Linked DNA regions of Homo sapiens: region 1 is linked to region 2. The links are chromatin contacts, found by Hi-C in ENCODE. All regions are on one chromosome and are shown on one strand. The core of a region is the stretch at or near the end of the contact, and the rest is flanking DNA. Distances in the headings are between cores, read along the strand shown. Region 1 has its middle 21 kb from the start of RCBTB1. Region 2 overlaps CAB39L (calcium binding protein 39 like).

What was found. A loop is a pair of places that touch in the nucleus more often than their neighbours do. Pooled maps may share reads with other maps.
Region 1: a loop to region 2 is called in a map of OCI-LY7, with 11 times the contacts of the local background. The contact joins two enhancer-like sites. A Hi-C loop is called at or near these places in 23 of 168 maps with a recorded cell type or tissue (B cell, CD4-positive, alpha-beta T cell, CD4-positive, alpha-beta memory T cell and 13 more), 37 of 37 single-sample maps with no recorded cell type and 19 of 50 pooled maps.

What each region holds. Positions count from the first base shown.
Region 1 is chr13:49,604,238-49,609,539 of GRCh38, reverse strand. No RefSeq gene overlaps it. Among named protein-coding and RNA genes, the nearest start is that of RCBTB1, 21 kb to the right of the region's middle. RefSeq lists an enhancer at 2,435-2,654. Within about 2 kb of position 2,344, at least 4 of the 41 ENCODE cell types and tissues checked have a DNase peak (open chromatin) inside an H3K27ac peak, as active enhancers do; they include OCI-LY7, where a contact is called at or near this core.
Region 2 is chr13:49,417,484-49,422,248 of GRCh38, reverse strand. All of the region lies in intron 3 of CAB39L (calcium binding protein 39 like), which reads left to right. Among named protein-coding and RNA genes, the nearest start is that of CAB39L, 24 kb to the left of the region's middle. Within about 2 kb of position 2,753, at least 2 of the 41 ENCODE cell types and tissues checked have a DNase peak (open chromatin) inside an H3K27ac peak, as active enhancers do; they include OCI-LY7, where a contact is called at or near this core.

The DNA.
Region 1 (5,302 bases), core at 1,095-3,594, 190 kb before region 2:
CATGGTGGCACACACCTGTAGTCCCAGGTAGGCTGTAGTCTCAGCTAGGCTGAGGTGGGAGGATCACTTGAACCCAGGAGGTAGAGGCCACCATGAGCTATGATCATGCGAGCAAGACCTTGCCTCTTAAAAAAAAAAAAGCAATATCCATCACATATTGCAAAGAGATGATTAGAGAAAAGAATGTAAGAAATTTCTTACAGAAACAATACATTTATTTTATATGGAAAGGAACCATTTTTCCTTTAAATAGGGAATCTAGACAATATTCATCTAAATAGCACATTTAATTTCACTAAAACCTCAGATCCCACTATAGAATCCTGCTGAGCTAGTTTAGATTAGACCATATGGTGAGCTCTTTAAGAAAAAGGAAGTGATCTCTTTCCTAAGCCCATACATACTACTTCAATGATAAGGAAGGCTGATTTGTAACACATAGGCCAAAGAGAAGAATGAACAAGAACCAGAGATGTGTCCCAGTCTCTAGAGCTGGGCTGAGTCAGGCCATCTGCACCTGACCTTTCTAGAACAAGGAGTGATGAGGCTTCTAGGGAAGCTATCACTGGGCCCATCATATCTGGTTACATGGTGATCAGAATGGAGATGATAAATGCTCTAAATGGAAGGCACAGCATGTCCTAAAAGATGAAAGGTTTACATAATATAGGCTTATTCATATACTTTTGGCCCCTGGGAACCACAGCCTTGGGACATATATACCCATGCTTGCGAAAATGTGGAAGCTGGGGAGGTGAGAAGGTAGTGAAAAAGCTGGAGTGTGAAGAAGTTTGGGTTTCCATAGACACCCCCTCTTTTCAAACCTTTTTTCAATTTAACCACAGTCACTGGATTAAATGAATCAATTTAGTTAGGTGGAAATAACAAGTTTATATATCAGTGTAAAAAAGGAACATAAAGAAAAGGATGATGTGGGTTTTTTTTTTCACCCTCAAGTAAATACAATTTTTCCCTTTTAATTGCTTTCTACAGTGAAATCAGGTGAGTTATAGTTGACATTTTATGTGTAATAGATATTTCAGAGTTTGCAGTGGTAGAAAAAGAAAGAAGTAGTAATAGGACCAAAGAAAAAAAGGAACATTTAATAACTGTATCAGAATGTGAGTACTGCTGCCTCCACCCACCAATCATTAGAAGCAAGTGTTAGAAGCAGCAGCTATACCAAGGCCAGGCACAGTGGCTTATGCCTGTAATCCCAGCTCTTTGGGAGGCTGAGGTGGGCAGATCTCTTGAGGCCAAGAGTTCGACACCAACCTGGCCAACATGGTAAAACCCCTCTATTAAAAATACAAAATTAGCCAGGTGTGGTGGCACGCACCTGTAATCTCAGCTACTCGGGAGGGTGAGGCAGGAGAATTGCTTGAACCTGGGAGGTGGTCAGGAGGCTGAGGTGGGAGAATTGCTTGAACCCAGGAGGTGGAGGTTGCAGTGAGCTGAGATTGCACCACTGCACTCCTGGCTGGGCAACAGAGTGAGACTTCGTCTTAAAAAATAAATGAATAAATACATAAAAATAGACGCAGCAGCAATACCAGACTTCCTCTTAGCCACCTGCTAGACCTATAGTCTTGCAAACAACTTCCGATGTCATTCCTGTCTTGATAAATGTAGAGAGAGTTCTGGGAAACGTCAGCCTGGCATGCTAGAACATAGTGAGCTTATACGGTGTTAAAACTCTAGGAAACTGTTAAGTTCTGACTCTCCTTCCATGAGGGTTTTTCATCCATTTTTGGCAGTCCTTCACACTACCTGTTTCCATTCCAAGGAATTCTGCCTCTTATTTTTTTATTTTTTATAGCGACAAGGTCTCACCCTGTTGCCCAGGCTGGTCTCAAATTCCTGGGCTCAAGCAATCCTCCCACCTCAGCTTCCCAAAGCACTGTGATTACAGGCATGACCCACCACACCTGGCCGGAATTCTGCCTTCTAATCTGGCTCATTGACCAACTTTTGAGTGAACTGAGATAAATCCTACAAATTGCTGAGTTTGTTTCCATGTTTGTGATGCACTGAAGTAGTCCTCTTGTGAATGTGCCTGGATCATATTATAAATGTTGTGGTCACTCCTGTAGCCAGTTTGGAAATATTGCAATAATTTCAGAATTGAAGAAATGTATCTTGAAATTAAAAACTACTTAAACCTATAGAATACACCTGGGTATTAATTTCTTATTAGACAGCATTAAATCTAGATTGGTTAGTAAGTGAACCAGAGGCAACCAAGTAAATGAGAATGAACCTTTAACTGATGCTAGGTTTGGGCCCGCGCCACATGGTGGCAGGCTTGCTCTGTGAAGTACTTCCTCTTCAGGACCAACAAACAATAGTGTTCCTAAACGCCATAAAGCTTTCCTCCAAGCCGTGACTCAGGGACCAAGGCTCCTTTCATTCTGTGGCCCCGCCATCTTCAACAAGCGGTTTCCAGGGTCTTTGCAGAAGGAGAAAGAACAAGAAGGACCACCGTGGGAGATCTGTGTGTGATCCCAGGAAAACAAACTTCATCAAGAAACAAGTTTCTGCTTTTCTTTTCTTTTCTTTTTTTTTTGACAGAGTCTCTGTAGCCCAGGCTGGAGTGCAGTGGTGCGATATCGGCTCACTACAACCTCCATCTCCCGGGCTCAAGCAATTCTTGTGCCTCAGCCTCCCGAGCAGCTGGGATTACAGGCATGCACCACCAAACCCAGCTAATTTTTGTATTTTAACTAAAGATGGGTTTTCGCCATGTTAGCCAGGCTGGTCTCGAACTCCTGACTTCAGGCGATCTGCCCTCCTCAGCCTCCCAAAATGCTGGGATTACAGGTGTGAGCCACTGCGCCCTTCAAGAAACAAGTTTTAATGCTAGTATTTAACTACATTAAATCACATTAAACTACATGGTTTAGGAAATTAATTTTTAGAAAGAATAACATAAGTTATTAAGTTGTGAAGATTGTATTTTCTTTTTTTTATTTTTATTTTTATTTTTGAGACAGAGTCTTGCTCTGTCCCCCAGGCTGGAGTGCAGTGGTGTGATCTTGGCTCACTGAAGCCTCTACCTCCTGGTTTCAAGTGATTTTCCTGTCTCAGCCTCCCGAATAGCTGGGATTACAGGCGCCCACCACCATGCCTGGCTAATTTTTTTTTTTGAGACGGAGTTTCACTCTTGTTGCCCAGGCTGGAGTGCAATGGCATGATCTTGGCTCACTGCAACCTCCGCCTCCCAGGTTCAAGTGATTCTCCTGCCTCAGCCTCCCAAGTAGCCGGGATTACAGGCATGTGCCACCACACCTGGCTAATTTTTTTTTTGTATTTTTAGTAGAGACGGGGTTTCTCCATGTTGGCCAGGCTGGTCTTGAACTCCTGACCTCAGGTGATCCACCCGCCTTGACCTTCCAAAGTGCTGGGATTACAGGTGTGAGCCACCGTGCCTGGCCTAATTTTTGTATTTTTAGTAGAGACGGGGTTTCACCATATTGGCCAGGCTGGTCTTGAACTCCTGACCTCAAGTGGTCCGCCCACCTCGGCCTCTCAAAGTGCTGGGATTACAGGCCCACTGCGCTCGGCCAAGATTGCATTCTCTTTAAAAAAATGTTACTTTACATCGTATGGTACATAGGCAGCAATGATTTAACCTTCAGTAGAACATTCCGCCTCTAAATCTCAGTATCATCTTCTCCAAAATGATGGGTTTGTATTTACTTAAAGTTCCATAATTATCATACCCCTCTTACAATTAAAAAAGGCTTAAATATTCTTCTTCAGTAAAAGGAATATCAGTCATGTTACAGTAGCTTTTTAAAGAATATGGTTTCTGGAGTTGGACTGCCTAGGTTTGAGTTTGAGTTCTGCCATTTATTAACTGTGAGGTATTAGGTATGGTACTCAGCCTATCAAAATTTCAGTTTCTTTCCAGGCATGGTGGCTCACACCTGTAATCTCAGCACTTTGGGAGACCCAGGTGGGCAGATGGTTTGAGTTTAGGAGTTAGAGACCAGCCTATGCAACATGGTGAAACTCCGTCTTTACAAAAAATAAAAAAATTAGCCAGGCACAGTGGCATGCACTTATAGTCCTAGCTACCAGGGAAGCTGAGATAGGAGGATTGCTGAAGCCTGGGAGGTCAAGGCTGCAATGAGCCATGAGCAAGACCCTGTCTCAAAAAAAAGAAAAAACAAACAAAAAAAAATGCAAAACAAAAAAAACGAGACTTGATTAGTCCACATTATATACATGTAACTAAATTTCACATGTACCCCATAAATTTGTACACGTAAAAAAGATTTCAATTTCCTCATCCATAAAGTGGGATAAGTTACTGCACATATCTTATAGGGTTGTTAGGATTAAATGGGAAAAACGTATGTATGGCAGAGACTGGCCAACTGTTTACTAAACTGTTTCTTTTTCTTCCTGAGCAAACAGTTAAACCACATTTTCCATCTTCACTTAAGTTAGCTGTGGCCATGCAACTGAGTCCTGATCAGTGGAATGTGAAAGTGTTAGCAGCAGTGAATCTGTACAGGTCTGCAGCAGCCTCAATTCTTGCCACCTCAGAAGAAAGAACTTGACTGAGGGGCATAAGGCAGAGGGAGAGACTGAGGCAAGTTTTAGAGCAGGAGTGAAAGTCTTTAAAAAGTTTTAGAGCAGGAATTTTAAAAAAGTACACTTGGAAGAGGGCCAAGCAGGTAACGTGAAAGATTCAAGTGTACAGTTTGACCTTTGACTCGGGGCTTTATACACTGGCATGCTTCCAGTGGGTAACATCTCTTCTCCCAGTTCTTCCTTTGGGGTGGGCTGTCTGCATTCGCACTGGCCTGCCAGCACTTGGGAGGAGCCGCATGTGCAGTGTGTTTACTGAAGCTGTGCACATGCTCACTTGAGGCGTTTTTCCCTTACCAGTTGAGTGTTCTAGAGGAAGGTCATATACTGGTTAAACTCTGCCATTTTGCCTTAGTTTTCATGCTTGAGCCCACTCACCCAACTCCTGAGATCTTACCAGGAAGCTGCTGATCACCAGTTTCGGGTGTTTTCTATTTATTGAGAGCCTGCCTTTCTCTGGCGCTGGCTGCAACCAATTATTATTTTAGAGAGACAGTTAACAACCGCCTGACCATTACCTGATGGTTTCCTGACATTCCTGGTTGTGGTAGGGGGGTGCTTTCCTGCCCTGCTCATGTCTGCCTACTACCTACTGTAACAAAAGGAAGAGAAGCGTGCTATTTCCAGGCTAAGCTCACACGCAGCTCTCCCACGGTGGTCCTCCTTGTTCTTTCCCCTTCTGCAAAGACCCTGGAAGCCACTT
Region 2 (4,765 bases), core at 1,504-4,003:
TCCTTGGAAATACTTAACTCTTTCCTTTATCACAAAGTTTATAATTTATAAATTAGTAAAGGCTTTTACTGTATAAGTGCAATGTCAGTGGAGTGTTAATCTGAAGGGCCAGAAGATTTTGAGAGGAAAAGAAAATTGTTGCACAGTCAAGCTGTTTCATCTCAGTGTTGACATCTTTTGATTGTCTTTAATCATTCAGTTTGAGATCTTTATTGGTTCTTGGTATAAGTTATCCCTCTCTCCCCGCCCCCATCAAACAAATGGTATATCTCTTTGTGATTAAATAAGTGATTTTTGACTGAAACTTGGACATTTGTGTATTATTATTATTTTTTGTGTGTATTATGTTATAAGACTCTGGGTCTTACTTAAATCTGTGTTTTAGCAGGCACCCTCCAACACTACTGCTGGGGGTAGACAGGGTTGCCTCATTACCACCAGAGGGGCTTGGTTCTCTCCCTGTTCTCAGTTGACCACCTAGGGGAGGGGGTTTGCTTGTTACTGCTGGGTAGAGGAGGAGGTTCAGGCTCTCCACTAGGCCTCCACTGGTACCCCTCTCATTAGGAGGTAGAGGAGTGCCTTATTACTGCTCTCTGATGGACCTCCACTGACACCATGTGGAGGGGAGGCCTTGGTACTGCTAAGTGGTGGTGAAAGTCCAGCACTCAACAAGTCTCCTCTGGCACCACTCCTGCAGTCGGGGGAGGAGCACCTTGTGACTGATGCGTGGGCTGCAAGTCCAGGCTCCTAAAGTGGTCTCCACTAGCGCAGATGGGAAGGGGGATATTAGATCATGCTCAAGGGGGATGAATGTCCCAACTTTCCCCTTGTTCCCCATTTAGGGAAAGAGCTTGGGGTGCCTCCTCTTACAGCCAGACAGGGATGGAAGTCTAGGCTTTCCACTTGGTTTTTGCTGGTGGGGGTCGGGTGGAGTTTCACTTTTTTCTGTGGTGTTTGTCTGGAGTTATTTATTGCCTTTAAGTTTTCTGTCTTGCTGCCCCTTTCATGTTCCTTTGGCTAGAGAAAGCAGTCTTTTTCCAGGGGCGGGCAGAGAGGGGAGGCAGTTTCTTTGCACTTGGTGTTCCTGGGTTGCTGGCTTCACCAGTATCCAGAGTGGGATATAGAAAGCAAAAATAAGAAAATTCAGGATATCATTACCATGTTTTCTCCTGGGTCCTGAGGTCCCTAGCCAGTTTGTCGTCTCTCCACCTTTCAGAATCCTTTTGGTTTTAGTTGAAATATAATGTACAGATATTTTGCTCACTAGTTCAGATCTTATTCTTTGCCCTTAGATATGATTATTATTTTTTTCTTCATGCAGATGTGTTCTTCGCTTGCTAAATTTATTTCTAAGTCCCTTAGAATTTACTGTTATATTAAATGTAATAATTTTTTTTCTGCTTTGTAGTTCTACTTACTGATTCTTGACCTTATATGCAGCTATCTTTCAAATTCTCGTAATTCCAACAGTAATACTGATGCTTAGCATTTCTAATAAAGTTAGAATAATGGGTGTTCTAGAATTCTAGGATACATTAATTCTATCTCAATAAAGCAAACACATTTTATATAATAAACATAATGTACATGGCTTTTGGTTTTACTTAGAAGAATAAAGAAAAATATGTCTACCCAGAAGCCCCTACTTGCATTTTATTGTCCAGGACTAAGTCACACTGACTCCTTTAGCTGACATTCCAGCTACTTGGGAAGCTGAGGCGACAGCCTGGAAAATTGAGCTTTTATACTGTTTGGCAAAGTGATGAAATAAACAGCGTTTTGTTAGGGAAGAAGTGGAGAACAGATATTGGAAGGCAATTAGCTGTCTCTAATACATTGATAAAATATATAACTATAACTGCAAAATGCTAATAACCCAGCAGAGGAGTAGATTTGGGAACATAAGATGAAAAAGTCAACAAGGTGAGGATAAATGAAGTTGTATCATTAAAGTATATTTATGCATTATTTTTCAGAACTGAATTTACTTACATAGAGAAATATGGCAAGACAAATCTATATGTTAGCCTACTTGTCAGTTCATTGGGGCCTCCTTTTTTTCTTGACAGTGCTGTAGAAATATTAATAAAATCTTGTACATTAAAGAATATTAAAATAATTGTCCTTTCACAGATATCTAAATGGATGTCTGCAACTTCCTTAAACTTGTCATCCTCTAATCTAAAGTTAATGCGTTTAATATAATATTTCTTATTTTATGATGGCTGTGATTGAATAATGTGTTTAAAACCTGGACAAATTGAAACATAGAATGAATTTAATTAATCCTATTTACTGTTTATTGATTCTTTTGACTTAAGTACTGGGATTGCTGATCTTGGCCCTGGATTTTAGAGATAGCTTGCTCTTTTGCAACTGTGGCATTCTTCTATATGATATGGAATAAAAGAAGGAAAAAAAGTAGTTTGAGCTCTTTGTTCAGATTTGGCGGGGTGGGGAGGGGAAGGTCATAAAATCCCGGTTAAAGTTTTCTAGATCCACCATCTCTTGCAAAATATGAACCAAATAGATTAAAATAATAAAGTTTGGGGTTTTTGTTGTTGTTGTTTTGCCAATTGACAGTACTGAAGCTGAATTTGAAAACTGTGATTCAAGCACTGGAAATTTTACATTTTGAATTTCATTTCTTCTTCTTCCTATTTTTTGAGACAGGGTTTCTTTTCTCTCTGTTGCCCAGGCTGCAGTGCAGTGGTATGATCTTGACTCACTGCAGCCTTGACCTCCCGGGCTCAAGCAGTCCGCCCACCTCAGTCCTCTGAGCAGCTGGGACTACAGGCATATGCCACCACATGTGGCTAATTTTTGTATTTTTTTGAGAGACAGGGTTTTGCCATGTTGCTCAGGCTGGAATTTCATATTTTTTAGTGGAATAGAACTTTATGATTCAAAGGAGGAAAATAAGCTTTTGAAGAACTTTTGAAAGACTTGATATTTATCGAATAGTTCTTTGAAAATATTTTGATGACTAAGGGTGGTTCACGCCTGTAATCCCAGCACTTTGGGAGGCCGAGGCGGGTGGATCACTTGAGGTCAGGAGTTCGAGACCAGCCTGGCTAACATGGTGAAACTGCGTCTCTACTAAAAATACAAAAATTAGCCAGGCATGGTGGCATGCACCTGTAATCACAGCTACTCAGGAAGATGAGGCAAGAGAATCACTTGAACCTGGGAGGGAGAGGTGGCAGTGAGCCGAGATCGCACCACTGCACCCAGCATGGGCAACAGAGTGAGACTCCATCTCAAAAAACAAAACATTTTGATGAATAAAATGTAAATTAATTAAAAACATAAGGTTCTTTTCAAATATACATGAGGTGAAAGAGTAAAAAGCACATGGCAAAATGATGCTTTTAAAATATGTTTGCTTGGCTGGGCGTGGTGGCTCATGTCTGTAATTCCAGCACTTTAGGAGGTCTAGGTGAGTAGATCACTTGAGGTCAGGAGTTTGAGACCAGCCTGGCCAACATGGTGAAACCCCGGGCTGTACTAAAACTACAATTAGCCGGGCATGGTTGCACATGCCTGTAATCCCAGCTACTCAGGAGGCAGAAGAATCGCTTGAACCTAGGAGGGGAAGGTTGCAGTGAGTTGAGATCATGCCACTGCACTTTAGCCTGGGTGACAAGAGCGAGACTGTGTCTCAAAAAAATAAATAAACAAAATGTGTTTGCTTTATTGAGATAGAATTAATGTATCCTAGAATTCTAGAACACCCATTGAAGTGTACAAGTCAGTAGTTTTTAGTATGTTCACAGAGTTGTGTAACTATCCTCACAATTATTTTAGAACCCTTTCATCTTCCTGCAAAGCAGCTCTGTAACCCTTAGCAGTCACTTCCCCTTTCCTCTCAACCCTCCTAACTCTAGACAACTATGAACCTATTTTATGTCTCTGGATTTGCCTATTCTGGACATTTTATATGAATGGAATCATACAATATGTGACCTTTTGAGACTGGCTTCTTAGCATAGTGTTTTCACCCATATTGTATTATGTATCAGGACTTCATTCCTTTTTTTGCCAAATAATGTTCCATTTTATGAATGTACCACATTTATCCATTCAGCAGTTAATGGACATTTTTTTTTCTACTTTTGGGGTATTATGGATAATGCTGCTTTGAACATTCATGTATAAGTTTTTGTATGGGTGTATGTTTTCATTTCTCTTGGATATAAACCTAGGAGTGGGATTGCTGGGTCATACGGTGGCTGTGTTTAATTTCTGAGGAACTATTGACCTGCTTCTAAAGCAGCTGCTCCATTTTACATTTTTACCAGCAATGTTTGAGAGTTCCAGTTTCTCTACATTTTTGCCAGTGCTTAGTATGTCTTTTTCATTATAGCCATCCCTAGTGGGTATTCTCACTTTCTGAATATTTAGCATAATGACTTGCAGGGTTTTTTTTAACTCAGATTTTAATTTCTGGATTGAAAACATGGGATAAGAATTCTGCCTGTAAGCACTGCTGAAAACTTCTTGGGGAAAACATAAGAGGCTATTACAGTTTTATTTCAGTCTTCCCCTGATAGAATATCCCCATCCTCTTAAGCTCCCAAAGGTGTATTTTATTGTTATTTTCTCTTTCCTTTCCCTGAAGGTTTTTGCTTCCGTTATTTGCTTCTGTTATTTGCTTCTGCCAGGTGCCTGAGTCCAATTTAGATAATATTTTTAATATCGTTAACATATTATTCTATTGTTTATTTACATTACAGGACATGTTGGCTTCACTGTAGAAGGAAAA